6 separate regions of the Homo sapiens genome follow, and all the other regions are linked to region 1. A link is a contact called in ENCODE Hi-C or POLR2A ChIA-PET data. All regions are on one chromosome and are shown on one strand. Each heading gives the region's core, a stretch centred on a gene start or an enhancer-like site at or near the end of the contact. The rest is flanking DNA. Distances are from core to core; before and after follow the strand shown. Region 1 holds the start of ZNF557 (zinc finger protein 557). Region 2 overlaps ARHGEF18 (Rho/Rac guanine nucleotide exchange factor 18). Region 3 holds the start of PEX11G (peroxisomal biogenesis factor 11 gamma). Region 4 holds the start of TNFSF14 (TNF superfamily member 14). Region 5 holds the start of ARHGEF18 (Rho/Rac guanine nucleotide exchange factor 18). Region 6 holds the start of SH2D3A (SH2 domain containing 3A).

What was found. Hi-C counts contacts between places; a loop is a spot of excess contacts on that map. ChIA-PET counts read pairs that join two places held with the same protein, here RNA polymerase II (POLR2A). Pooled maps may share reads with other maps.
Region 2: a loop to region 1 is called in a pooled map, with 3 times the contacts of the local background. The contact joins the enhancer-like site here to the promoter of ZNF557 in region 1. A Hi-C loop is called at or near these places in 1 of 50 pooled maps. POLR2A ChIA-PET finds 5 or more read pairs at or near these places in 2 of 52 experiments (CD8-positive, alpha-beta memory T cell and naive thymus-derived CD4-positive, alpha-beta T cell).
Region 3: a loop to region 1 is called in a pooled map, with 7 times the contacts of the local background. The contact joins the promoter of PEX11G here to the promoter of ZNF557 in region 1. A Hi-C loop is called at or near these places in 7 of 50 pooled maps. POLR2A ChIA-PET finds 5 or more read pairs at or near these places in 2 of 52 experiments (A673 and RWPE1).
Region 4: a loop to region 1 is called in a pooled map, with 6 times the contacts of the local background. The contact joins the promoter of TNFSF14 here to the promoter of ZNF557 in region 1. A Hi-C loop is called at or near these places in 4 of 50 pooled maps. POLR2A ChIA-PET finds 5 or more read pairs at or near these places in 2 of 52 experiments (A549 and activated T-cell).
Region 5: a pooled map shows a loop between it and region 1 (6-fold over the local background). The contact joins the promoter of ARHGEF18 here to the promoter of ZNF557 in region 1. A Hi-C loop is called at or near these places in 2 of 37 single-sample maps with no recorded cell type and 9 of 50 pooled maps. POLR2A ChIA-PET finds 5 or more read pairs at or near these places in 10 of 52 experiments (CD4-positive, alpha-beta T cell, CD4-positive, alpha-beta memory T cell, CD8-positive, alpha-beta T cell and 6 more).
Region 6: a map of CD8-positive, alpha-beta T cell shows a loop between it and region 1 (7-fold over the local background). The contact joins the promoter of SH2D3A here to the promoter of ZNF557 in region 1. A Hi-C loop is called at or near these places in 1 of 168 maps with a recorded cell type or tissue (CD8-positive, alpha-beta T cell), 4 of 37 single-sample maps with no recorded cell type and 9 of 50 pooled maps. POLR2A ChIA-PET finds 5 or more read pairs at or near these places in 10 of 52 experiments (BJ, Caco-2, GM12878 and 7 more).

The regions. Positions count from the first base shown.
Region 1 is chr19:7,067,464-7,071,527 of GRCh38, reverse strand. ZNF557 (zinc finger protein 557) reads right to left here and starts at 1,825. Exons shown (of 8, transcript NM_024341.3): 1 at 1,755-1,825; 2 at 875-966.
Region 2 is chr19:7,365,754-7,370,276 of GRCh38, reverse strand. All of the region lies in intron 2 of ARHGEF18 (Rho/Rac guanine nucleotide exchange factor 18), which reads right to left. Among named protein-coding and RNA genes, the nearest start is that of ARHGEF18, 19 kb to the right of the region's middle. Within about 2 kb of position 1,681, at least 9 of the 41 ENCODE cell types and tissues checked have a DNase peak (open chromatin) inside an H3K27ac peak, as active enhancers do.
Region 3 is chr19:7,486,800-7,491,376 of GRCh38, reverse strand. PEX11G (peroxisomal biogenesis factor 11 gamma) reads left to right here and starts at 2,342. Exons shown (of 5, transcript NM_080662.4): 1 at 2,342-2,426. The coding sequence starts at 2,367. RefSeq lists silencers at 2,156-2,485, 2,536-2,595.
Region 4 is chr19:6,667,967-6,672,030 of GRCh38, reverse strand. It overlaps TNFSF14 (TNF superfamily member 14), which reads left to right and starts at 1,871. Exons shown (of 4, transcript NM_001376887.1): 1 at 1,871-2,180. The coding sequence starts at 1,962. RefSeq lists a silencer at 742-841 and enhancers at 1,412-1,641, 2,022-2,111, 3,012-3,201, 3,262-3,351.
Region 5 is chr19:7,346,044-7,350,451 of GRCh38, reverse strand. ARHGEF18 (Rho/Rac guanine nucleotide exchange factor 18) reads right to left here and starts at 1,515. Exons shown (of 29, transcript NM_001367823.1): 1 at 1,211-1,515.
Region 6 is chr19:6,765,882-6,769,963 of GRCh38, reverse strand. SH2D3A (SH2 domain containing 3A) reads left to right here and starts at 2,529. Exons shown (of 10, transcript NM_005490.3): 1 at 2,529-2,577. RefSeq lists a silencer at 1,991-2,050.

The sequences.
Region 1 (4,064 bases), core at 576-3,075:
CTTCATTGCAATGGACAGATGGGAAGAGACTAGAACAATGCCGCCCAGCAGGGCTTTCTGGGATGATGGAAATGATCTTAATCTTTGCTGTTCAATAGGGGCATTAACCACATGTCGCTGTCAAGCACTTGAAATGTGGTTAGTGCGACTGAGAAGCTGAATTTAAAATTTTATGGAATCTTAATTGGTCTACATTTAAATTAAAACAACCGCATGGACCAGCAGCTACCTTATTATACAGCATAAGTCTACAGGCTGGCAGGCCTGTTAGGAAAAGAAAAAAATAAAAGAAAAATTGAGATGTCTTGGAAGGTTGAAAAAAAAACTTTTAAATAGTGTTTACATGTTTTGTGTACTGATTTGCATATAGCTGTATTTACTGACTTATTTTGACACACATTATCACACACCCCTTAGTATCCTTCTCTTGAATATAAGGCATCAAACAAATAATTTTTAAGATACCCTCACTCGTGGCTCACACCTGTAATCCCAGCACTTTAGGAGGCCGAGGTGGGTGGATCACCTGAAGTCAGGAGTTCGAGACCAGCCTGGCCAACATGGCAACACCCCATCTTTACTAAAAATACAAAAATTAGCTGGGCGTGGTGGTGCACCCTTGTCATTCCAGCTACTTGGGAGGCTGAGGCAGGAGAACTGCTTGAACCTGGGAGGCAGATGTTGCAATGAGCTGAGATCGCACCACTGCACTCCAGGCTGGGCAACGGAGTGAGACTCTGTCTCAAAAAAAAAAAAAAAAATACCCTCACTGTTAGTGAGTCCTTGTGTTTACAACCTGAACACAGGAAAAATCCATTCACAGGTTTTCTACACAGTGGAGTCTTGCAACTTGCAGGTTCTACACGGTACCTACCTGATCATACAGAAGTCCACGGATCAGTGAGGATAGGTGAAACTTGAGGCTGGTTTCAACACAAATCTGAGCTTGAATTATACTTTTTTCGTCTAAATAAAAAGGGCACAAAAATCGCTTATGAGGCCTTTTGTAGGGAGTAATATGTACGTATAGTAAAATGTATTTACTGAGACTAATACAGTTGTTGCATAGAAAGACCACCCCATTCACTTAAAAAAAATTGATTTAAAGAATAAGAACCCAGGCTACTGGCTGTGCCTGAATTCACCAGATTCCTATCCAGCCATCTGGTCCCTAAAATGGGACAAGAAGCTTAAAGCTGTTTTCATCTGACTTGCTTAACTCATTTGGCTGGAGATTGTATGGTGACTCCAGATGCTTTAAATTCGTCACTTTAGGCCTTATAAGTGGACTCGGCTGAATTCTAAATAATTTCTACAGTGTATTCAGGACTGCAGAGATTTTAATGCCCTCCAGCAGGGTTTCCCAACCTGGGCACTAATGACATTTGGGGCTGGATGAGTCTTTGCTGGCGGCGGCTGCTTTACGCGCTGCAGGATGCTGAGCTGCTAGCATCCCTGGCCTCCACCCTCTAGATTACAGTAGTAGCACAGTCCCTCCTACCCTCCATTTTGTGACATCCCAAACCGTCTCCAACTATAGCCAAAAGTCCCCTGGGGCGCAGAATCGCCCCGGGTGAGGGCGACAGGGTGAGGACGACAGAGTGAGGATGACAGGGGCGCGGGGCCCGGACACCGGAGGAAACAGCAGCTTCGGGCTTAACTGAGCGCACAGCCCGAGGCCTCAGGGGCGGAAACCCGGCTCCCGGGAGGGACGCAGGCCCGCGGCTGGGGCCCCTCTCTGGACTCGGACTCACGGAATGAAGCACCTCTCGCGGAGACCGAAAGATTCTCCCAGACGCTGCAAGCGCGGCTCTTCTCACAAGACACAAGCGCGCTTCCGCTTCCGGTCTCCGGCTAGCCACACTGCACCTCCGCTTCCGGCTCCAGCTGGTCCCAGCCCAAAATGCGGCGTGTCAGGACCCCCGGGTTCAGGCTGCAGGTGCAGCAGCCGCGCACCCCAGCCTCCGGCTGAGGTGTTCTAGTTTGCTTAGTTATTAATAGAACCAGGTTGGGCCCTGGCTAGGGACAGCCGCGGAGGCAGGGTCGTCCTGGCGCGGGTCTGTGGCAGGGTTGGGGGCGGAACTAGCTCTTGAGCGGGGCTGTGGGCGGTACCAGGCCTGGAGGCGGGCCTGAGTGTTGACGGGGACCAGTTCCGGGGGCGGGGACCAACTCTGGAGCGGGGCTGTGGGCGGTACCAGGCCTGGAGGCAGGGCTGAGTGTGGGTGGAGATCAGCTCCGGGGGTGGGGAGAAGTTCTGGGGCGGGACCGTGGGCGGTACCAGGCATGGGGGCGGGGCTGTCAGGACAGAGACTAAGTTCCGGGGCGAGGTTGTGGGCGGGCATTAGGTTTGATGGGCGGATCTTGCTGTGGGTTAATACCAGGTTTGGTGGGCGAGTATGTGGACAAGATAAGGCAGTGGTGGGGCATGGAATGGGGTTGAGCTAGTAGGCTGAGAGGACAAGACTTGGTGGAGGTCAGTTTTTGGGTGTAGGGCTTTTTGTGGATTTTAAAACTGTTCAGGTAGCAGGATGCAAAATGAACTCTTTAAAGTTTTCTTCAGTCATTTCTCCACATTCACCGCCTGTTAAAATGATATAGCCACACATTTAGGGCGTGTGTGTGTGTGTGTGTGTGTGTGGCTTTTCGTTTGTTTGTTTTGAGACAGGGTCTCACTCTGTGGCCCAGGCTGGAGTGCAGTGGTGCAATCATAGCTCACTGCAGCCTCGACCTCCTGAGCTCAAGCCATCCTTCCACCCGGGCCTCCCACACTACCAAGCCTGACTATTTTTGTATTTGTTTGTAGAGAGGAGGTCTGTGTTGCCCAGGATGGTCTAGAACTCATGGCCTCAAGTCATACCCCACTTCGGCCTCCCAAAGTGCTGAGATTACAGGTGTGAGCCACACCACACCCAGCCTTTTTGTGTGATTTTGAGCTTCCTAATTTCTTTCAAAAATGGGATCATGTATGCATATTTCTCCCATCCAGAGGGGGACGAGGGGAGGGAGGACTAGGGAGGGATGTCTCCAAGTGAAAGCCAAAGCTGATTAATTGTCTAGTGCACATCTGGATCTACTGAAAAGAGAACTACATTTCTGGTGGAGAAAATAGGTGTTGGATTCATAGGAAGAAATAAAAAAGGAAATTTTAAAATTTAAGAGATCAAAAGAAAAAATGAGAAAAAATTATTAATGACATACTACTTGTTACATGTCTGGCTAAGGTTTAGATGCTACAAATGGTAAATATTGATGTCATAAAATGATAAACATTGAATTTTGATTTATCCAGATTCCTTAAATGATTATGTTTGGTGAGGAAAATTAGTTTTACAGTACGTAAGAGTTATGTGCTAATTGTTTCGGAGAAGAAAGTAATTCAATATAGTTTAAAGCTGATAAATGAAAAAGCAGTATAAATACCTAACTTACAAATATGTAATTACTATCAGAAAAAAAAAAAAGTTGCTTCTAGGAGCCAGGCTACAGGGTGAGGAAGGGAGCTTTTCGTTGTGAAAATTAAGATGTTATTTGAGATCTATGTGTGAACACATACAGCCTGAATTTGTATGCAAAAGGAATCGCTAAACTCTAGGGAAAAAATGTGAATATGATTCACTTTACAACAATGGAATGTATTTGAAGACTCTGGAATTCAAGAATTAAAAGGAAAAAAAACCAAAAACCCTATGGCCATCCTAGTGGACAAATGAATGGGACATTACTTTCCAACCTGCCTGGTAATAAACAGTTTTACATACATTATCCCTAAATATTTTCACAGAGACCTATAAGGAAGGTGTTACTATCTATCACTATTTATAGATGAGGAAACATATGGTGATCTGTGTGCTAAATTTTTCATATTTCATTGTGGGCAACAAGCCATCCAGGTGCCGAGGCAAGAGACCGAGGGCATGAGCTGTTCCAGTATAATAAAATATATAAAATAAGAATAGTTATACTAGATACAGATCATAGATATGATTATATGTGAATAGCATTAATCATTAGTTTGTAGCAATTACTCTTTATTCCAATATTATAATAATCCTAACTCTACAATC
Region 2 (4,523 bases), core at 432-2,931, 300 kb before region 1:
TGATCCACCCGCTTTGGCCTCCCAAAGTGCTGGGATTACAGGCGTGAGCCACCGCGCCCAGCCCCTATTTTTTACTTTTTGAGACAGAGTCTTGCTCTGTCACCCAGGCTGGAGTGGAGTGGCACCATCTCGGCTCACTGCAACCTCTGCCTCCTGGGTTCAAGTGATTCTCGTGCCTCACCCTCCTGAGTAGTTGGGATTACAGGTGTGCACCACCATGCCCGGCTGATTTTTCTATTTTCAGTAGAGACACGGTTTCATCATGTTGCCGAGGCTGGTCTGAAATTCCTGATTTCAGATGATCCTCCCCGCTCAGCCTCCGAAAGTGCTGGGGTTACAAGCGTGAGCCGCTGCGCCCAAACTAATTTATTTTATTTTTTGAGACGGCATCTCGCTCTGTCTCCTGGGCTGGAGTGCAGTGGCACAATTGCATGGCAATTTTAGGTTTAACTTTCTTTCTTTCTTTCTTTTAATTTTTTTGAGATGGAGTCTCACTCTGTCGCCCAGGCTGGAATGCAATGGCATAGTATCAGCTCACTGAAACATCTGCCTCCCGGGTTCAAACAATTCTCCTGCCTCAGCCTCCCAAGTAGCTGGAATTACAGGCGCCTGCCACAATGCCCGGCTAATTTTTGTATTTTTAGTAGAGACAGAGTTTCACCATCTTGGCCAGGCTGCTCTTGAACTCCTGACCTCATGATTCACCTGCCTCAGCCTCCCAAAGGGCTGGGATTACGGGCATGAGCCACCGTGCCCAGCCAATTTTAGGTTTAACTTTCCTTTCTTTCTTTCCTTTTTTTTTTCTTTTTTTTCCTGAGACGGAGTTTCACTCTTGTTGCCTAGGCTGGAGTGCAATGGCCCGATCTCAGCTCACTGCAACCTCTGCCTCCTGGGTTCAAGCGATTCTCCTGCCTCAGCCTCCCGAGTAGCTGGGATTACAGGCATGTGCCACCACGCCCAGCTAATTTCGTATTTTTAGTAGAGATAGGGTTTCTCCATGTTGCCCAGGCTGGTCTCAAACCCCCGACCTCAGATGATCCATCCGCCTCAGCCTCCCAAACTGCTGGGATTACAGGCGTGAGTCACTGCACCCGCCTAATTTTGTATTTTTAGTAGAGACACGGTTTCACCATCTTGGCCAGGCTGCTCTTGAACTCCTGACCTCATGATTCACCCGCCTCGGCCTCCCAAAGTGCTGGGATTACGGGCATGAGCCGCCGCGCCTGGTCAATTTTAGGTTTAACTTCCTAAGGACTCACTCTGCTGTTTCCACAGCCTGCCTTCTTGAATCTCTCCTTTGTGGCCACCGTCCTCATTTCCCTCCCTTCTCCCTGCTGACTCCTCCTCTGCGTCCTCTTCCTCCCTCTGCCTTTTGATCACCAGGGTCCCTCTTTTTCAGTCTCTTTCTAAAGAGCCACAGCTCTAGCTCTGGCTGGCCCTCATGTGACTTGGGCGGCAGCCTCCTTTCAAATTCCCACTTACCCCCCAAATGGCTCCATTCCTACCCCCAGTGCCTGGAAAACCTCCTACTGTCTTTTCTGTCGCAGCCCCCGAAGGTTTTTTTGTGTCTCTGGTTTTCATCCTCCTGTAAATATAAACACGTCAGGACAGCCTCTTGGCCTGGCTGAGCCTCCCTCTTTCTCCTGCATCTGGCCTCCCTCAGAGGAGGCAGAGGTGGGAGCCAGGCCAGAGATGGGGGTGGAGCTGGGGAGTGGGGAGCCAGGCAGTACAGGCTGTTCCAGCTCCCACTGGTAGGTACATTGAGGGAGGGAGAGAGGGGGTGTCTCATCTTTTATTTTGGAGCTTGCACCTTTGTTCTGACATATCTTGGGCAAGAAAAGATGAGAGCCAGCCCAGTGGGGGTCTTTCCAGGTATCTGAGTAAGCATCGTACGCTGCCCTGCTGGCCCTGACACCCCAAAGAGGATGCTATAAATCCAGGCTCCTGTTCCCTAGACCTGGGGGAGCCTTGGGGGATGGGATCCCCCATCAAATCCAGAGGTGAAACAGCCCAGGGTTCCCCACTCTTCAGAAAGGCTCACCACGCACAGTTTTGCATAGTACATGAATACATGCTTATTTTAAAAATGTAAATAGTTATTGATCTTGTTGTCTGTTGGAAAAAGATAACACACCAAAGCATAATGTGTCCCTGGTCCCATTTTGTCATGTAAAAAAGTGGCTTAATTTCAAACAAAATGGCAAGTAAATCATAGAGCAGATAGTCTTCTCCTTCCTTCCTTCCTTCCTTCCTTCCGCCCTCCCTCCCTCCCTCCCTCTCTCTCTCTCTCTCTCTCTCTTTCTTTCCTTTCTTCCTTCTTTCCAGGTCTGCACTACCATGCCCAGCTTTTATATATATATATAAAATATATATATATAAAAAATATATATAAAATATATATATATAAAAATATATATGTGTATATATATATATAAAATATATATATGTGTATATATATATAAAATATATATATGTGTATATATATATAAAATATATATATGTGTATATATATATATATTTTTTTTTTTTTGAGATGGAGTTTCACTCTTGTTGCCTAGGCTGGAGTGCAATGGTGCGATCTTGGCTCACTGCAACCTCCACCTCCTGGGTTCAAGTGAGTCTCCTGCCTCAGTCTCCCGAGTAGCTGGGATTACAGGTGTCCACCACCACACCTGGCTAATTTTTTTATTTTTAGTAGAGACGGGTTTTACCATGTTGGCCAGACTGGTCTCGAACTCCTGACCTCAGGTGATCTGCCTGCCTCAGCCTCCCAAAGTGCTGGGATTACAGGCGTGAGTCACCACGCCCGGCCCCAGCTAGTATTTTTTTATTTTTTGTAGAGACAGAGTCTTGTTATGTTGCCCAGGCTGGTCTTGAAATCCTGGGCTAAAGTGACCATCCCACCTCGGCCTCCCAAAGTGCTGGAATTACAGACATGAGCCACCGTGCCTCACAGGGCAGATGGTTTTCAAATGGTCATTGGGTAAAAAGACCTCAGTCAAGGTTTGCATCCTGCTATGGTAACTGTTGTTAGCTTAGCATGACCTCGATCAAGTACCTAAAGCTCTCTGAGCCTCAGTTTTTTCCATCTCTAAAATGGGCATACTGCCACCTACTTGTAGGATTGTGTTGTGCAGGTGAAATGAGATGCTTGGGCAATGCAAACCTTGGCGGATAGAATAATATATTGCTGTTTTTAAATTTCAGGAGTCAGGGGGCCAGGGCCGTGGCTCACACCTGTAATCCCAGTGCTTTGGGAGGTTAAAGTAGGAGGATCAGTTGAGACTAGGGGTTTGAGACCAGCCCGGGCAGCATAGCGAAATCCCATCTTTAAAAAAAAAAAACAACTAGCCGGATGTGGTGGCGTGCACCTGTAGTCCCAGCTACTCTGGAAACTGAGGTGGGAGGGTTGCTTGAGTTCAGGAGGCAGAGGTTGCAGTGAGCTATGATCACACCACTGCACTCCAACCTGGGTGACAGAGAAGACCCCGTCTCTACAAATAAATAATTAAATTACATAAAATAAATAAATTTCAGGAGTCAGGACCCTTCCTCTGAGCAAGCCTCTGACAACCCCAAATGGAATCACACAGTCTCCCCTGTCCTCATGGAGCTAATTGGAGAAGATAGATGATTAAGCCAAACCGTTATAGTCAAGAATGATAGAAGGTTCCAGCCAGCAGGCTGGGGAAGATCTGAGGGGGAACAGATTACGCTCTCCAAAAAGTATCAGGGAGGGCTTCCTGGAGGAAATGGCAGCAAGTGAAGGTCTGAGGACTGAGTAGGAGCTGGCTAGGCAGATACTGCAGGTAAGCACATTACAGGCAGTGAAAGAACAGGACATCCAGAAGTCTGCAGGCTGGAGAGCTCATGGCGCCTTTAAGCAAATGGCAAATGTTCCTATGGCTGAGGTGTGGACCGTTGGGGAACACGAGTCTGGTTGGCCAAAGCATGGATTTAATCTGGAAGTTTCCAATAGTGGTGGTAGGGAGGGCAGTGATTGGCCTTCAGAAAGATTATTCAGCTTGCTGGCTGGGCGCCGTGGCTCACGCCTGTAATCCCAGCACTTCAGGAGGCCTGAGGCGGGTGGATCACATGAGTCCAGGAGTTTGAGAACAGCCTGGCCAACATGGCAAAACCCCATCTCTTCTAAAAATACAAAAATTAGCTGGATGTGGTGGTGGGTGCCTGTAATCTCAGCTACTCAGGAGGCTGAGGCACAAGAATCTCTTGAACCTGGGAGGTGGAGGTTGCAGTGAGCCGAGATTGTGCCACTGCACTCCAGCCTGGGTGATGGAGTGAGACCCTGTCTCAAAAAAAAATACATATGTGTTCAGCTTGCAGAGCAGAGATGGGCTTGGATGGGGCCAAGATGCAGGCAGGTGGCCCAGCCAGGACACCCGTGCAGATTACCTGGGGGAGCCATGACGGGGACCACCACCAGGGAAGGAGAAGGAGGGTGCAATGCACAGAAATGGAGGGTCCTTGGGGTTCAAAATTCACAGGACTTGGTGCCTGATGGG
Region 3 (4,577 bases), core at 1,093-3,592, 420 kb before region 1:
AATTGCTTGAACTTGGGAGGCGGAGGCTGCCGTGAGCTGAGATCATGCCACTGCACTCCAGTCTGGGTGACAGAGTGAGACTCTGTCTCAAAAAAAAAAAAAAAAAAAAAAAATCAAGAAGTGGTAAAAATACAGAGAGACAGCAGAGAATGCAGATTAGTGGTTGCCAGGGGCTGGGAGGAGGGAGGAATTGAGTGATTGCTTTATGGGAACAGGGTGTAGGGGAGGAAACATACTTTTTCCTTTATTCTTAGTTCTTAGCTGTGATGGATCCTTGCAATGAAAGAATTAAGAAGGGCGGGTGCGGTGGTTCACGCCTGTAATTCCAGCACTTTGGAAGGTCGACGTGGGAAGATTGCTTAAGCCCAGGGCTCAAGGCCAGCCTGGGTAACATGGTAAGACTCCATTTCTACAAAAAATAAAAAATAAAAAGAAATTAGCCAATTGTGGTGGCAGGCACCTGTGGTCCCACCTACTCAGGATGCTGAGGTGGCAGGATGGCTTGATCCCAGGAGTTCAAGGCTGCAGTGAGTTAAGATCGTGCCGCTGCACTCTACCCCTTTTTTGTGGGTAGTTGGTCAAGCTACCATGGGGCAGAATGTAGCAAGCTCTGGGCATCATCCTGGGTCCTCAGGCCCAGAGAGCACACAAGTGGCGGCTTCACATCTACAAATTTGGTTCCTCCCAGAGCGAGGCCCTGTCTCAAAAAAAAAAAAAAAAAAAAAAAAAAAAAATAGAGGCCAGGCGCGGTGGCTCACGCCTGTAATCCTAGCACTTTGGGAGGCAGAGACGGGCGGATCACGAGGTCAGGAGATCAAGACCATCCTGGCTAACACGGTGAAACCCCGTCTCTACTAAAAATACAAAAAAAAAAAAAAAAAAAAAATTACCCAGGCGTGGTGGCGGGCGCCTGTAGTAGTGCCAGCTACTCGGGAGGCTGAGGCAGAAGAATGGCGTGAACCCGCGAGGCGGAGCTTGCAGTGAGCCGAGATCGTGCCACTGCACTCCAGCCTGGGCGACAGAGCGAGGCTCCGTCTAAAAAAAAAAAATTAACAAGGGAAAAACAAATTTATTAACATGTGTACCTTATGTGTACATGGGAGATGCCAAGAGAAATGAGGTGGCTTATATAGCTTATATAACTCCTGCTTATATAGCACCTTCAACATATAGCAGCAAATTTTTGGAGAAGTGACAAGACGAAGGAAAAGGACATTGAGGCCGGGTGCGGTGGCTCACGCTTGTAATCCCAGCACTTTGGGAGGCCGAGGCGGGCGGATCACTTGAGGCCAGGAATTTGAGAACAGCCTGGCCAACGTGGTGAAACCCCGACTCTACCAAAAATACAAAAATTAGCCGGGCACAGTGGTGCACAGCTGTGATCCCAGCTACTTGGGAAGCTGAGGCACGAGAATCGCTTGAACCAGGGAAGCGGAGGACGCAGTGAGCAGAGATGGCGCTACTGCACTCTAGCTTTGGGGACAGAGCAAGACTCCGTCTCAAAAAAAAAGAAAAAAAAAAAAAAGACGTCTCCAGACAAGAGTCTAAAGGTGTCCCTGGTGATCAACCTTTGTCCTTCCTGGTAGAGAGGGGAGGAGGGCACCTTTGTACCTTTAGGTCCTGCTTTGAGGCAAATCAGGGAAGAACAGAGAGCTTTTCCGGTATCAGCTTCATTGATCTCAGCTCAAAATAATCCTACACCAAGGTCGCATATTTCAGAGGGGCATATGCTGGTCTCCTACGGGGGTCTCTCTTGGGGGTGATAAAAATACCCCGAAACTAGCAAGGGGTGATGGTTGTCCAACATGTGCATGTACTAATGTCACTGAATTGTGCATTTTTATTTTTTATTTATGTATTCTAGAACAATTCTTAACGTCCAAAGATAACGTCTTTCCTTAACGTCGAAAGATGCCTTGTTGTGATATTACAGCAGTCATTCCTGCTCACTACGGGCAGGCAGACAGTGCAGAAAAGGTGAAGCACAAAAACTAAAAAGGAAAATCTCTCCTTGAACCACTGCGAACAGGTTGGTGGTTTTGCTTGGAATATTTTTGGAGCGTGTGGGTAGTTGGTTAAACTTAGAAATATATTTTTTTGTGCGTGGGTAGTTGGCCAAACCGCCGTGGGGCAGAATGCAGCAAACTCCGAGGATGATCCAGGGTCTGCAGGCCTGGAGAGCACACACGTGTCGGCCCCACCTCTGCAAACTCTGTCCCTCCCCTACAGCGGACAAAAAGCCGGTCAGGGGGACAAAGGCCTGCGGCCGCGCCTGCGCGCAAGCCTTTGGGGCGCTCCCGGTACCCCGGCCTGGCCCCGCCCCCTGGCGCGGCGCGCCGACGTCGCGGTGACGTCACGGAGTTGCCATGGCGTCGCTGAGCGGCCTGGCGTCGGCGCTGGAGTCGTACAGGGGCCGGGACCGCCTGGTGAGGCAGGGGCGGACCGGGGCCGGAGGTCCTAGAGTTTGGCCCAAGCTCAGAGACTGGGAAACGGGCCAGAGAGGGGACGGGGTCGCCCAGGATACTCCGTCGCAGAGGCCCCGTCCGAGCTAGGCTCAAATGCGGTGCCCTAGCATTGGACATTTATGTATTTATTTATTTTGGCTGGAGTGCAGTGGTGCGATCTCTGCTCACTGCAGCCTCCGCTTCCCGGGTTCAAGCGATTCTCCTGCCTCAGCACTCCCGAGTAGCTGGGACTACAGGCGCCCGCCACCACTCCCTGCTATTTTTTTGTATTTTTAGTAGAGACGGAGTTTCATCGTGTTAGCCAGGATGGTCTCGATCTCCTGGCCTCAAGCGATCCACCTGCCTCGGCCTCCCAAAGTGCTGGGATTACAGGCGTGAGCCACCGCGTCTGGCCAGCGTTGGACATTTAGATAGTTTCTGCCAACCCAACCTGTCTGGACATTGACACACTGGCCAGATTCCCGTGTTTGGACGTTTTGGATCCGACCAGGCCACTGAAGTTGTCCTGAACAATCTCGTGTTGGGATTTGGGATGTTGCAGGGCTCCCCTGTGGCTGGACATTCACTTCCAACCAGATTCCCTATAGTTGGGCATTTAGGTTGTTTCAGCCAACCTAGACCAAAGAACACGCCATGGCCTGGGCCCTGCCATGCCTAAGCAGCGATGGGTTCCAACAAAACCCCAGTTGGTCATTTAGATCGTCTCTGCCAACCCAGCCTGGCTGGACGTTTACATACCAAACAGATTCCCATGTTTGGACATTTAGGATCTGACCGGGCCACTGTAGTTGGTCCCTGGGTTGTCCCAAACAATCTCATGTGGGGATTTAGGATATTGCAAGACTCTCCCTATGGCTGGACAGTTTTTAGTTCCAATCAAGTCCCATATGGTTGAACATTTAGGTTATGCCATCCATGCCCCTGAGTCTGGACTCTTAGCTTGTCCCCACCAGTCTCTTATAGGTAGACATTCAGGTTGTACCAGGCGGTGTACTGGTGGCTAGGCATTTAGATTCCATTCAAATATCTTATGATTGGGGGGGTGGGTTAACAAATCTCCCCCGAGTTGAACATTCAGATTGCAGTGTTTTGCCATTATAATGGGGCTGGAAAGGAATTACAAGTAAAAATAAATAAAACAACAGGAACAAGCAATTTCTGAAAAGCAGGTAAAATAAAGATATAAGGGAGGCCAGGCGTGGTGGCTCGCGCCTGTGATCCTAGCACTTTGGGAGGCTGAGCTGGGTGGATTGTCTGAGCTCAGGAGTTTGAGACCAGCCTGGGAAAAGTGATGAAACCTCGTCTCTACTAAAATACAAAAATTAGCCGGATGTGGTGGTGCGTGCCTGTAGTCCCAGCTACTTGGAAGGCTGAGGCGGGAGAATTGCTTGAACCTGGGATGCAGAGGTTGCAGTGAGCTCACACCTTTGCACTCGAGCCTGGGGAGCAGAGCAAGACTCTGTCTCCAAAAGAAAAAAGATCTGAGTAGTGAAGATGACCTATTTCAGAAGGCTCCACATCACCTACTGAGTAGGTTCTTTCTCTCTAAAGTAATTCTACCAAATTATCCTGTTGTTCACTGGGTTGAGGCCTGATCACCTGTGCCCACCATTCAGCACATCCAAAGGCTTTGGTCCAGGCAGGTAGATGTAAATATACACTTTAGCTGTGGCTTCCTGCCACCTGGGAAAAGAAGGACCTAGGAGGTGGGAAGTAAGGAGCTTTGTTTTCTTTGTTCCTGTCACATCTGTTCCCAAAGGCTGTGCCCTTCAGTTACATCAATGATGTCATGTTTCTTCATTTGTCCCACCTCCAAGTATGTTTTTAAACTTCCAGCTTTTTTTTTCTTTTTCTTTTTCTTTTTTTAGACAGGGTCTCGCCCTGTTGCCCAGGCTGGAGTGTAGTAGCACGATTACAGCTCACTACAGTCTGGAACTCCTGGGCTCAAGTGATCCTCCAGCATCAGCCTCCCAAGTAACCACCATGCCCTGTTAACTTAAAAAAATTTTTGGTAGCCAGGCGCGGTGGCTTACGCCTGTAATCCCAGCACTTTGGGAGGCCGAGGCGGGTGGATCATGAGGTCAGGAGATCAAGACCATCCTGGCTAAAATG
Region 4 (4,064 bases), core at 622-3,121, 400 kb after region 1:
TGTTTTTGGCTTTCAGGGCCAAGAGGTAAAATCAAGGATATTACAAAGATACTTATGAAACAAGACAGAAGCCAAGTGCAGTGGCTCACGCCTGTAATTCTAGCATTTTGGGAGGCTGAGGTGGGCAGATCACCTGAGGTCAGGAGTTCGAGACCAGCCTGGCCAACATATAGACAACATATATGTTACAACATATATAATGGCCAACATATAATACAAAAATTAGCTATGCATGGTGGTGGGCGCCTGTAATCCCAGCTACTCAGGAGGCTGAGGCAGGAAAATTGCTTGAATCCGGGAGGCAGAGGTTGCAGTGAGCCAAAATGGCACCACTGCACTCCAGCCTGGGTGACAAAGTGAGACTCTGCCTCAAAAAAAAAAAGAAAGAAAAAGGCTGGGTGCGGTGGCTTATGCCTGTAATCCCAGCACTTTGGGAGGCCAAGGCAGGCGGATCACGAGGTCAGGAGATTGAGACCATCCTGGCTAACACGGTGAAACCCCGTCTCTACTAAAAATACAAAAAATTAGCTGGGTGCGGTGGTGGGCGCCTGTAGTCCCAGCTACTCAGGAGGCTGAGGCAGGAGAATGGCGTGAACCTGGGAGGCGGAGCTTGCAGTGAGCCGAGATCGCACCACTGCACTCCAGCCTGGGCGACAGAGCGAGACTCCGTCTCGAAAAAAAAAAAAATCCACGCTTGAATGCATGCACACTCATACATGGACCTCCCCACACACATGAACACACCCGTGCAAGTGCGCACACACACATACACGCACCAATGCACAGGCACACACACATGCACACACCTGCACACAGCACATATATGCACACCCACTTGCACATGTGATGCATGTTCACACATACACACACGTGCACATGCATGCATGTACATGGACCACATGCACATGCACACAGATGACCATACACATATGCATGCACCTGCCCACATATGCACGCACATTTACATGCCAGCACATGTATGATACACAGGCATGCGCCTGCACATGTGTACATGATACACACTTGCATGCACACAACTGAATACACACATTCACATGCACACACTGCACACATATATGCATGCAGACAAGCACACACACAGAGCACACATCCACTCCTTTATTCCACTCTTGTGTTTTTCACTGCACTTGTCACATCAAAACACAACAGAAGGCCGGGCATGGTGCGGCTCACGTTTGTAATCCCAGCACTTTGGGAGGCTGAGGTGGGTGGATCGCTTGAGGTCAGGAGTTCGAGACCAGCCTGACCGACATGGTGAAAACCCATCTCTACTAAAAATACAAAAAGCAGCCAGGCGTGGTGGCACGCGCCTGTAATCCCCGCTACTTGGGAGGCTGAGGCAGGAGAATTGCTTGAACCCAGGAGGTGGAGGTTGTAGTAAGCTGAGATCGCGCCACTGCACTCCAGCCTGGGCAACAGAGCGAGACTCCATCTCAAAAACAAAACAAATAAACGAACAAAAAAACCCACAACGTATTATTTTCTTGTTTACGAGGTTTCTTGTCTCTCTGGCTCCACCAGAAGAGGAGCAGGGACCCTTCTTGCTGTTGTTCATTGCTGCATCCCCCACACCGAGAGCAGAGCCTGGCATGGGCAGAAAGTCCTCAGTCGATATTTGGTGGCCCCAAGCGAATGAAGCATCCAAGAAGGGAAAGCTGGGGGCTCCCCACTGCACTTGCCACCTGAGTCACATTTTCAGAAGCCTCTGGAAAGTGTGAGAGTCTGTATGAGTGAGAGTGAGACAGGGCCAAGACCGGGGGCGGCGGGTACCGGAAGAAGAGGAGGGTGAGTGGGGGAAGGGGTGGGGCTGAACCCCAGCTCTAAAGGCGGCCCACGGGTGCCTGTCCGCAGCGTGCACAGCCCAGGAGTGTTGAGCAATTTCGGTTTCCTCTGAGGTTGAAGGACCCAGGCGTGTCAGCCCTGCTCCAGACACCTTGGGCATGGAGGAGAGTGTCGTACGGCCCTCAGTGTTTGTGGTGGATGGACAGACCGACATCCCATTCACGAGGCTGGGACGAAGCCACCGGAGACAGTCGTGCAGTGTGGCCCGGGTGGGTCTGGGTCTCTTGCTGTTGCTGATGGGGGCCGGGCTGGCCGTCCAAGGCTGGTTCCTCCTGCAGCTGCACTGGCGTCTAGGAGAGATGGTCACCCGCCTGCCTGTGAGTGGGACCGGGGGGCTGAGAGCAGGTGGAGGTGAGGGGGGCTCCCCTGTGTCATTGTGGGTCACTGTGTGTCTGTGTGTGTGTGTGTGTGTGTGTGTGTGTGTGTGTGTAGGACAGGGCACAGGCTGAGAGCAGCTGGCTTGACTGGTTGCTGCTCCCAGCCTTGGGCAAGTGAATTCACCTCTCTGAACCTCAGTGTCTTCATCTACAAAATAAGGGCAGTCTCTTCATAGGGGACGAAGTATGCTATGGCATGTGTAGTACCAGACGATGCCAGCTCCACCCGTCGGAACTGACACCCCAACACTGCCATGCACACCCCTGTGCACACACGCATGCATTTTCTCTGTACTTTTTTATTTTTGAGACGGAGTTTCACTCTCGTTGCCCAGGCTGGAGTGCAATGGCATGATCTCTGCTCACCGCAACCTCTGCCTCCCGGGTTCAAGTGATTCTCCTGCCTCAGCCTCCCGAGTAGCTGGGATTACAGGCATGCGCCACCACGCCTGGCCAATTTTGTATTTTTAGTAGAGATGGGGCTTCTCTATGTTTGTCAGGCTGGTCTCAAACTCCCGACCTCAGGAGATCCACCCGCCTCAGCCTCCCAAAGTGCTGGGATTACAGGTGTGAGCCACTGCGCCTGGCCTTCTCTGGTACTCTTATTACTGTTACTGCGATTGTCATTAATTCTCTGACCATTTCCATCTGTGGAAATTTCTCGGTCTGCTTCCAGCTGGCTGTGGATGTGTCCGCCTGTCTGTGTGCCTCACCTGGGGGTCTATGTGTGCCCAACACCATACCCCTGTGGGCTTGGCCCCTTTTGTGTCCTGGGTCTGGATCCGGTGGCCACACATTCGTGTCCATATACCCATGTGGACGTATGTGCGTGTACCCACATGTCCACACACCCGCCTAGCTGCAGCCGGTGTATTCACGTTGTCTGTCTTTGTCTCTGGGTCTCTGTGTCTGTAGACGCACATGGATCCATAAACCACAAACCACATGTCCACGCATCTGAGCCCACATGTGTCTTCTCAGCGTCATGATGATGTTGAGGTCTGTGCCCTGTGGCAGGTGCTATATCCCAAGGGTGGTGTCCATGTGTCCAGCCATCTCGCTGTCTGCATTTTTTTTTTTTTGAGACAAGGTTTCTCTCCCATAGCCCAGGCTGTAGTGTAGTGGTGCAGTCTTGGCTCACTACAACCCCACCTCCCAGGTTCAAGTGATTCCCTTGTCTCAGCCTCCTGAGCAGTAGCTGGGATCACAGGCATCCGCCACCGTGCCTGGCTAATTTGTGTATTTTTAGTACAGACGGGGTTTCACCATGTTGGCCAGACTTGTCTCGAACTCCTGACCTCAAGTGATCCACCTGCCTCAGCCTCCCAAAGTGCTGGGATTACAGGTGTGAGCCACCACGCCTGGCCTTGTCCCTGTATTTTTAAATATTACTTATTTATTTAATTAATTACATATTTATTTATCTTAGAGACTGTGTCTCACTCTGCTTCCCAGGCTAGAGTGGAGTGGCACGATCATAGCTCACTGCAGCCTTGAACTCCTGGGCTCAAGCAAGCCTCCTGTCCCAGCTTCATGAGTAGCTGGGACTACAGGCATGCACCACCATGCCTGGCTAATCTTAAAAATTTTTTGTAGAGATGAGGTCTTGTTGTGTTGCCCAGGCTGGTCTTAAACTCCTGGCCTCAAGCTGTCCTCCCACTTTGGCCTCCCAAAGTGCTGGGATTACAGGTGTAAGCCACTGCTCTGGGCAATGTTATTTATTTATTAAACCCTTTTATTTATTTATTTATTTTTTGAGATAGAATCTCACTCTGTCACCTAGGCTAGAGTGCAGTGGCACAATCTGGGCCCACTGCAACCTCC
Region 5 (4,408 bases), core at 266-2,765, 280 kb before region 1:
CTCCCAGTCACAGCAAGGGAGTTGAAATGTGGCTGATTATGAGGGCAACCCTTTCCTGACCTCCTTTGGTTGTCATGTTCTTTTCTCAGAACTGCAGGTGACCTGGCCTTGGAGCATCAGCCCCCAGCGTCACTTCCTAGCTCCATCCTCTCTGGCCCCAGCTGTCCACTCTAGCTCAATTCACTCCCTCCTGGTTCTGGGGCCACCTTCCTAGACCTCAGGGTGCCTGAAGCCTGCCCTGCAGCATTGGGGGCTGGCAGGAAACAACAGACTGGGTGTGCCCAGCAGAAACCGCAGCCTTCCTCCCCCACCCCTCCCAGTCCCAGGCAGGCGGTGGTGCAGGAGGTCCCCCTAAGAAGGGGCCACGAGAGGAGACAGGGGATGTCTCCCAAGGGGGAGAACCCTCACCTGGAGGAAGGCTGCCTGGGTGGAGGGATGTGCTCTCTGGATGATTTCAGATCAGGACAAGACCCTTCTCAGGGCTGGTTGTCAGCCATCAGCCTTAAGTGTGAGTTTGTTTTGACAGTGGATTCAGAATCTGCAACAGGGAGGTTCTTGGGGGGCCCGGAATCTGCAGTTTAAGATGCAAAGGGCACCTGAGCCTTTGCCCCAGCTCCCCCATTCATTCTCTGTCTCCTGTCTCCACGCAGGAGGGCCTTGGCTACAAGGAGCTCTATCGTCCTTTCTTTGCTTTTCTTTTTCTTTTCTTTGTTTTGAGACTGAGAGGCTCACTTCAACCTCTACCTCCCGGGTTCAAGCCATTCTCCTGCCTCAGCCTCCCGAGTAGCTGAGATTACAGCTGCCCGCCACCACGCCTGGCTAATTTTTGTATTTTTAGTAGAGACGGGGTTTCACCATGTTGGCCGGGCTGGTCTCCAACTCTTGACCTCAAGTGATCCGCCCTCCTCAGCCTCCCAAAGTGCTAGGATTACAGGTGTGAGCCACCGCGCCCGGCCTCCACCCTCCTTTCTTACCTAGCAGCCCCTCAAGGATCCCCGTCCCCTGGGGTGACCTCTTATGACCACAGATCTCTGCACAATGAACGCAAGGGTCAAACAGCTTCCCCCACCCACTCAGGAAGCAAGTTGACTGCAAGGGGGAGAGAAACAGTGATGTATGTCTGCTCGCTGTCCCCCTAGACTTCCCAGACCCCACTGCCACTCTGTCCCGATGGGTCCATCTCTCTCCACTTCCCAGGATAAGTACTTACCAGATAGAGCTCAGTTCTTCAACCTGCAGGCACCTAGCCTGGCTAACAGCTCCTGCAGCTCCCATGACCTACGGCCAGCGTTTCGAGCTGGCCCAAGGGAACCGCTGGCTGGGTAGAGCCTGGGATAACCACAGAATGACCCAATAGCACCTCGACTTCCTCTTTCTCAACTGCCTGCCTGCATGCTTGCCACTCTGCTCCCAGCTGCAGGCCAATCTAGGGGCCTAAAAAGAGCCCAGAGGATGGGGGTTCTGGAGGCAGAGAGCCCTGCTCCCACCCCTCAGCCCTGCGCATGCAGGTGTCTTGAGGAGGAGGGGTGGGGAGCTGGAGGGAGGCCCAGCGTCCTCAACCCCCACCCCAGCAGCTTCCTGTGGAACCAACTGCTGAAGAGGAACAGGGTGTGGGGGCCTCACCCAGGCACATGGGTGTATAGACAGCAACATATAGGGACGTGCAGGTCATGTGTATCCGTAGAGACTCAGGCACCCAGACACACACCAGCATGGTGGGTACACACAGAGAGACAGAAACACACGTGGCTACATTGTTACATGGGTACCTGGAAGCTGGCGGAACAACATGGTGTGCTGGTAACGTTTAACAACCACCTCTCCGATTTGTAGCCATTGCCAATTCTCCTGGTGTAAATACCCCCAGCATGGCCGATTTCACCTACCAGTGTGATGTCACCGAGTGTGGAGTTGATAGGAAATGCTCAGATTTGGCTTTTTTTAGAAAACAACAACAACAACAACAAAAAACTGTTTATTTTATTTTTAGAGATAGGGTCTCATTCTGTCATCCAGTCTGGAGTGCAGTGGAAAAATCATAGCTCACTGCAGCCTCAATCTCTTGGGCTCAAGTGATCCTTCTGCTTCAGCCTCCTGAGTAGTTGGGATTACAGGCACATGCCACCATGCCTGGCTAAGTTTTTTGTTTACAGATAATTTATGTATAATTTATATATACTTTATATATAATTATATATGGATTATATATAGACTTATATATAATTTATATATAATTTTTTATATATAATTTTTCTTTTGAGACAGGCTCTCACTCTGTCATCCAGGCTGGAGTGCAGTGGGGGTGATTTTGGTTCATTGCAACCTCCATCCCCTGGGCTCAAGTGATCCTCCCACCTCCGCCTCCTGAGTAGCTGGGACCACAGGCACACATCACCACGCCTGGCTATTTTTTTTTGGTTTGTATTTTTAGTACAGACAGGGTCTCACCATATTGCCCAGGCTGGTCTCGAACTCCTGGGCTCAAGCAATCCTCCCACCTTGGCCTCCCAAAGTGCTGGGATTAGAGGCACGAGACATGGCGCCCAGCCTAAGTTAATTTTTTTTTTTTGTAGAGACAGGGATTTTATTATGTTTCCCAGGCTGGTCTCAAACTCCTGGGCTCAAGCAGTCCACCCGCCTTGGCCTCCCAAAGTGCTGGGATTACAGGCATGAGCCATGATGCTCCACTAAACTTGGCTCTTGGGCTGGCTTCAGCCTGTCACTGGAGTGAGTACTCTACAAAAAATTTAAAACTTCGCCACATTTGGTGGTGCCTGCCTGCAGTCCCAGCCGCTCCGGAGGCTGAGGCGGGGAGGCTCACTTGAGCCCAGGTGTTCAAAGCTGCAGTGACCTATAATTGTGCCACCGTACTCCAGCCTGGGTGACAGAGTGAAATCCCATTTTTTTTAAAGAAAGTTAAAATGGTAAATTTTACGTTATGCCTATTTTACCACATTTAAATTAATCACTTTAACATTATTTTTGCTGCATTTTCCATAATCTATGCTTTTTTTCCTTTTCCTTTTTTTTTTTTTTTTTTTTTTTTTTTTTTTTTTGAGATGGAGTCTTGCTCTGTTGCCCGGGCTGGAGTGCAGTGGTGCAATCTCAGCTCACTGCAACCTCTGCCTCCTGGGTTCAAGTGATTCTCCTGCCTCAGCCTCCCAGGTAGCTGGGATTATAGGTGACCCCCACCACACCAGGCTAATTTTTGTATTTTTAGTAGAGACGGGATTTCACTATGTTGGCCAGGCTGGTCTCGAACTCCGGACCTCAGAGGATTCGCCCACCTCAGCCTCCGGAAGTGCTGGGGTTACAGGTGTGAGCCACCACACCTGGCCTCATAATCTATGCTTTTGATGTTGCTTTTGTGTATGGAACCTGTTTGGTAGAAATACTGTATAATGGTTTGCTGCTGTCCATATCTTTCTGACTCACTGTTCGGTGGCATCACTTGAAATTGGCTGTGGCGAGAGTATTTACACCATGAGGACTGGCAATGCTATAAATCAGTGCTCTCCACTGGAGAGGTTCAACATTTACCAGCACACTACTGCACAGCGGTGCACACAGATGGTTTTGGGATACTGCACAATCACACTTCACACATGGTCACACATAGGCACAGGGACTCACAGAGGCAGATACAAGTGTGCACAACTACATGTAGGAGCCACCCCACACACAGAGGACACGAGACACATGCACGTGCACAACAGAGCACAACAGCGCTGCACAACAGGGCTGCAGGCTCCTGGAACACAAAGCTCAAGGACACACCCAGAGGACACACAAGGATACGCAAACACAGACACGTGTGCTCATGGGCACAACTTCACACAGGAGCATGCAGTGTCATGTGGACATGCAGAATGGGCATGCAGACACACATACACAACAAACACCCCGACACACATGTGGACTCACAGCCACAGTCACACAGAACACTCACACACACACACACACACACACACACACACGAGCAGATGCTGCTGGCCAGGCGCGGTGGCTCATGCCTATAATCTCAGCACTTTGGGAGGCCGAGGCAGGTGGATCACCTGAGGTCGGGAGTTTGAGTCCAGCCTGGCCAACGTGGTGAAAACCCATTTCTACTAAAAATATAAACATTAGCCGGGTGTGGTGGCATGTGCCTGTAATCCCAGCTACTCGGGAGGCTGAGGCAGGAGAATGGCTTGAACCCGGGAGGCGGAGGTTGCCGTGAGCCAAGATCATGCCACTGCACTCCAGCCTGGGCAACAGAGTGAGATTCCATCTTAAACAACAAACAAAAACAAAACAACAACAACAAAAAAGAGCAGATGCTGGCCACCTCTGAGAACACCTCTGGAGACACTGACTTGCACACCGGTTGCCACGGGACCACTCAAAATCACTAACACACAGACCCGGA
Region 6 (4,082 bases), core at 1,280-3,779, 300 kb after region 1:
CTGCCCCCATCCCTAGCTTCCACCCCAGTAGAGTGTAAGCAGGCCCTCCCCCGTCCACCTAATACGTGGCCCTCATCATGGAGTTTCTTTTTAAATTATCGTTATTATTATTCTTAGGAGAAAGTTTCACTCTGGTTGCCCAGGCTAGAGTGCAATGGTGCAATCTCTGCCCACAGCAACCTCTGCCTCCCAGGTTCAAGTGATTCTCCTTCCTCAGCCTCCCTAGTAGCCGGGATTACAGGTGCATGCCACCACACACAGCTAATCTGCTCACAGCAACCTCCGCCTCCCAGGTTCAAGTGATTCTCCTTCCTCAGCCTCCCCAGTAGCTGGGATTACAGGTGCATTCCACCACACCCAGCTAATTTTGTATTTAGTGGAGACAGGGTTTCACCATGTTGGTCAGGCTGGTCTGGAACTCCTGACCTCAGGTGATCTGCCCACCTCGGCCTCCCAAAGTGCTGGGCCCTCTTTTTAAATTATTATAACCACGAGGAGGCGCTAGACCCCTTCCCTGAACATGCCCCTACCCTCTGACTGTACCAATACCAGACCGGTGAGGGATAAGGAAGAAACTTTCTTCCCCTCTTGAGCCTGGAGTCTCTTCCATATTTGCCAGGGCCAGTCGGGGGAGCCCAGTCTGGAAATTCCCTGCTTTGCAACCTACAGGCATCAAAACTTTTCATCCCCAAGCATCGTTGGCCCTCTAGGCCTCAATTTCCTCATCTGTAAAATGGTGGGTGAGTAACTTTCACCGCAAAGCAGCATCGTGGAGAAAGTGGGCATGCGAAGATTGAAAAGGAGGCAGACAGGATAAAGCTCCAGAGCTCCGGGTTTGAATTTCGCCTCTACCACTTACAAGCCAGGTTAACTTGGGCAAATGGTTTAGTTGCCCTGTGCCTCAGTTTCTCCATCTGGAAAATGGAAGTGATGAAAATACTACCTACCACCCTTACAGGGTGGTCTGTTTGAAAATTAAAATAGAGGCCTCATGCCTGTAACCCCAGCACTTTGGGAGGCCGAGGCAGGTGGATCACATGAGGTCAGGAGTTTGAGACCAGTCTGGCCGAGACCCCATCTCTACTAAAAATACAAAAATTAGCCTGTAATCCCAGCTACTCGGGAGTCTACAGCCGGAGAATCGCTTGAACCGGGGAGGTGGAGGTTGCAGTGAGCTGAGACTGCTGCCACTGCACTCCAGTCTGGGCAACGAGAGTGAAACTCCATCTCAAAAAATAAAATAAAATAAAATAAAGGCAAGTTGACAGAACAGCCCTTGTGTACAGTAAGTGCTCAATAAATGTTAGCTGCTGCTACTGCTTTTAAGACTGTGGTTACTGGGGCCAAGCACAGTGGTTCATGCTTGCTTGTAATCTCAGCGCTCTGGGAGGCCAAGGCAGGAAGTTCGCATGAGCCCAGGAGTTCCAGAGCCTGGGCAGCATAGTAAGACGCCACATCTACAAAAAATAAAATAAAATCAGCTGGGTGTGGTGGTGTGCACCTTTAGTCTCAGCTGCTTGGAAGGCTGAAGCGGGAGGATAGCTTAAGCCCAGGAGGTTGAGGCTACAGTGAGCTATGATCACCACTGCACTCCGGCCTGGGCAATATAGCAAGACCCTGTCTCTACAAGACAAGACTGATGTTAATATGAGGAACTCATCAATAAACGTGGCCAAAGAGTCCTCTCTCTTGCACTAGGTCCCTGTCACCTTTTCTCTTGTTCGTCTCCAGGCATCACGATGGAAGTCCCCCCCACCCTTCTTCCCACCTGGGAAACCACCTGAATGATTTGCCTTCCACCTCCACCAAAGTCCCGCCCCGCTCCAGCGTGCTGTCACTGAAGGAAGCTGTCGCGTTTTCCCGGACGTCTCTCCACAAAACCCGCCACCTAAATGGGGCTTCTTTCCGGAAAATCCGGGAGGGCGGTCTGGAGGAAGCGTACCCCTCCTTACGTCACAGCTGCCGCAGCTACCCCAGCCTGGCGTAAGAGCCCGAGGGAGTTGCCCTGCCCTGACCCGGAGCCTTGGCGGGGAGGGGAGAGAGGCACCCCACTCCACCCCGCCCTGGTCCCAAAGGGCCATGGGTGCTTGGGGCCGCCTGGGTGGAAGGGAGGGGCAGGGTTCTAAGGGGCGGGAACGTTGGGATGAAATTTCTTCTATTGCCCTAAGGGGCGGGGCTGAGAAGGAGGTGGCTGCGGGTGGGCGTAGTCATTCGGCGGTGGTCGTGGCTATATACAAGGGGAGGGGCCACTGGCAGGAAAGGATGCGTGGTGCTCCCCTAGTGGGCGGGGTCTATGGAGAAAGCGGTGCGATGCAGAAGGAGGCGTGGCTAGTAGCAAAAAAAATGGTTTTAAGGGGGCGGAGCAAGGGCCTGGGAAGTTAGTTTGAGGCGGGGCCCGCAGGGGGCGGGGTCTGCAGGAGGTGTGGTCAGGTAACTGGGCTGAGTTCCCACTAGGTGTGGTCTGGGAAGGCTGGGGCGGTGGCAAGGTGGAGGGCGGGGGTGACAGCAGCCCGGAGCCGCGGAGCCTCAGCTTCCGCCTGGACCCAGCCTCGTGGGAGCCCCGCGGGTCCTGCCCAGGTGAGTGGAGCCCCAGGGCAGATCCAGAACCAGGATTATTGGGATGGGGAGTCCTCTCTTTCCAGGTGGGGTCACCGGCTCGCAGGGAGGATCTGGGGTAGAAGAGGTCGCCTCGCGAATGAGAGGGTCGCTGTGCGTTACGCGTGTCGGTGTGCTCGGGCTCACCTGGGCGTGCCTCTCTAAGTGTATTTCCTGTGCAGCACAGAAAGCCATTGTTTCCATTTTTGCCTGAGTGATCCTCTTAAACGGCGAATCAGATCGGGCCCCTCCTTCACTTAAAACCCTTGGGTCATAGAGATTAAAATTCAAAGTCCACTAGTTTTTGCCTAGTCTCTCCTCCTGATCTCTCCAACCTCATTGCCCTCCTATCTACTCCTTCCTCATCGTATTCCGGCTACACCAGCCGCCTTGATGATGTAAAATGTAAAAAGCAAGTCCATCTCAGCTCCAGGCCTTTACCCTTACTGTACCCCTCACCCAGGCGACTCCTCCAAATCTTTGCCTAACTGCCTCCTTCTGTACTGAGGTCTCAGTTCCAATGTCACTTTATAGGAGAGGCTGTCCTGTCCAGCCTCCTCTATCACATCTCCCTGGCTTATCACTTTCATTGATAACTCTTAGAAATGGTCTGTCTTCTCCATTCATCTTGTGCTCGTTTGCAGTCTGTCTTGCGCAGCCGACTGCAAGCTCTGGAGGGCAGGGTGGTGCCGAGCTTTAATCTCCTTAGTCACTGTATCTCTAGGTCCTAGAACAGAGCCTGGTGCACAGCAAGTGCTCCAGCAATGGTCGTCCAACGTCAAAAGCGAGTCCTGCCTACATCTGTGTTTGTGTTGCCTGTGCTGGTGGTTCCCACCCTCCACGTCCTCCCCACACGTGGACACATGTTTATGATCCAACTGGAACATGAATAATCCCCTCTCTCCTCTCTCTATGCTTGGTCTGATTCCTGATTCTGCCCGTTTCTTCTCTTCCGTGCCCGAATAAATGATCCCAAAGGACTCAGAGGCAGGAGATGGCTTAGTTGGCCTTTGGCTGACCTATGGCCACCCTGTGTCCTCAAACTAACCAGAACCTTGCCATTGACTCAACTTCACTCTCACTAAGGGAGACACAAGACAGGAACTTGGGGTTGGGAAACTCTGCGACCGAGGCTAGCCCTGGTCCAGGTGACAAACAGGAAGTGCGCAGGCATTGCAAAGACACACCTGGCTTCAGGTATGCGGCACTGGCAGCTGGCTCCCTGCCCAGCGCTCCTCCCCTAAAGCCACCTAGGGCTGGTCTGGGAACTTCCTGCTGACTCAGGAGGCAGGAATTTCTCTGCAGACCCCACCAGAAGACTTTGCAGGGCTGCAGGGAGAGCTTGCAGGAGAGTAAGAAGCAGATTATCTTCTTCTGGACCATCCAGAGAAATCTCCCCCACCAGACACCTGAGACACACTGGCCCTGAGGCCTGTGAGATTATCGGGAAACTACCAAAATGTCTGAGATCCAAATTCAATCATCAT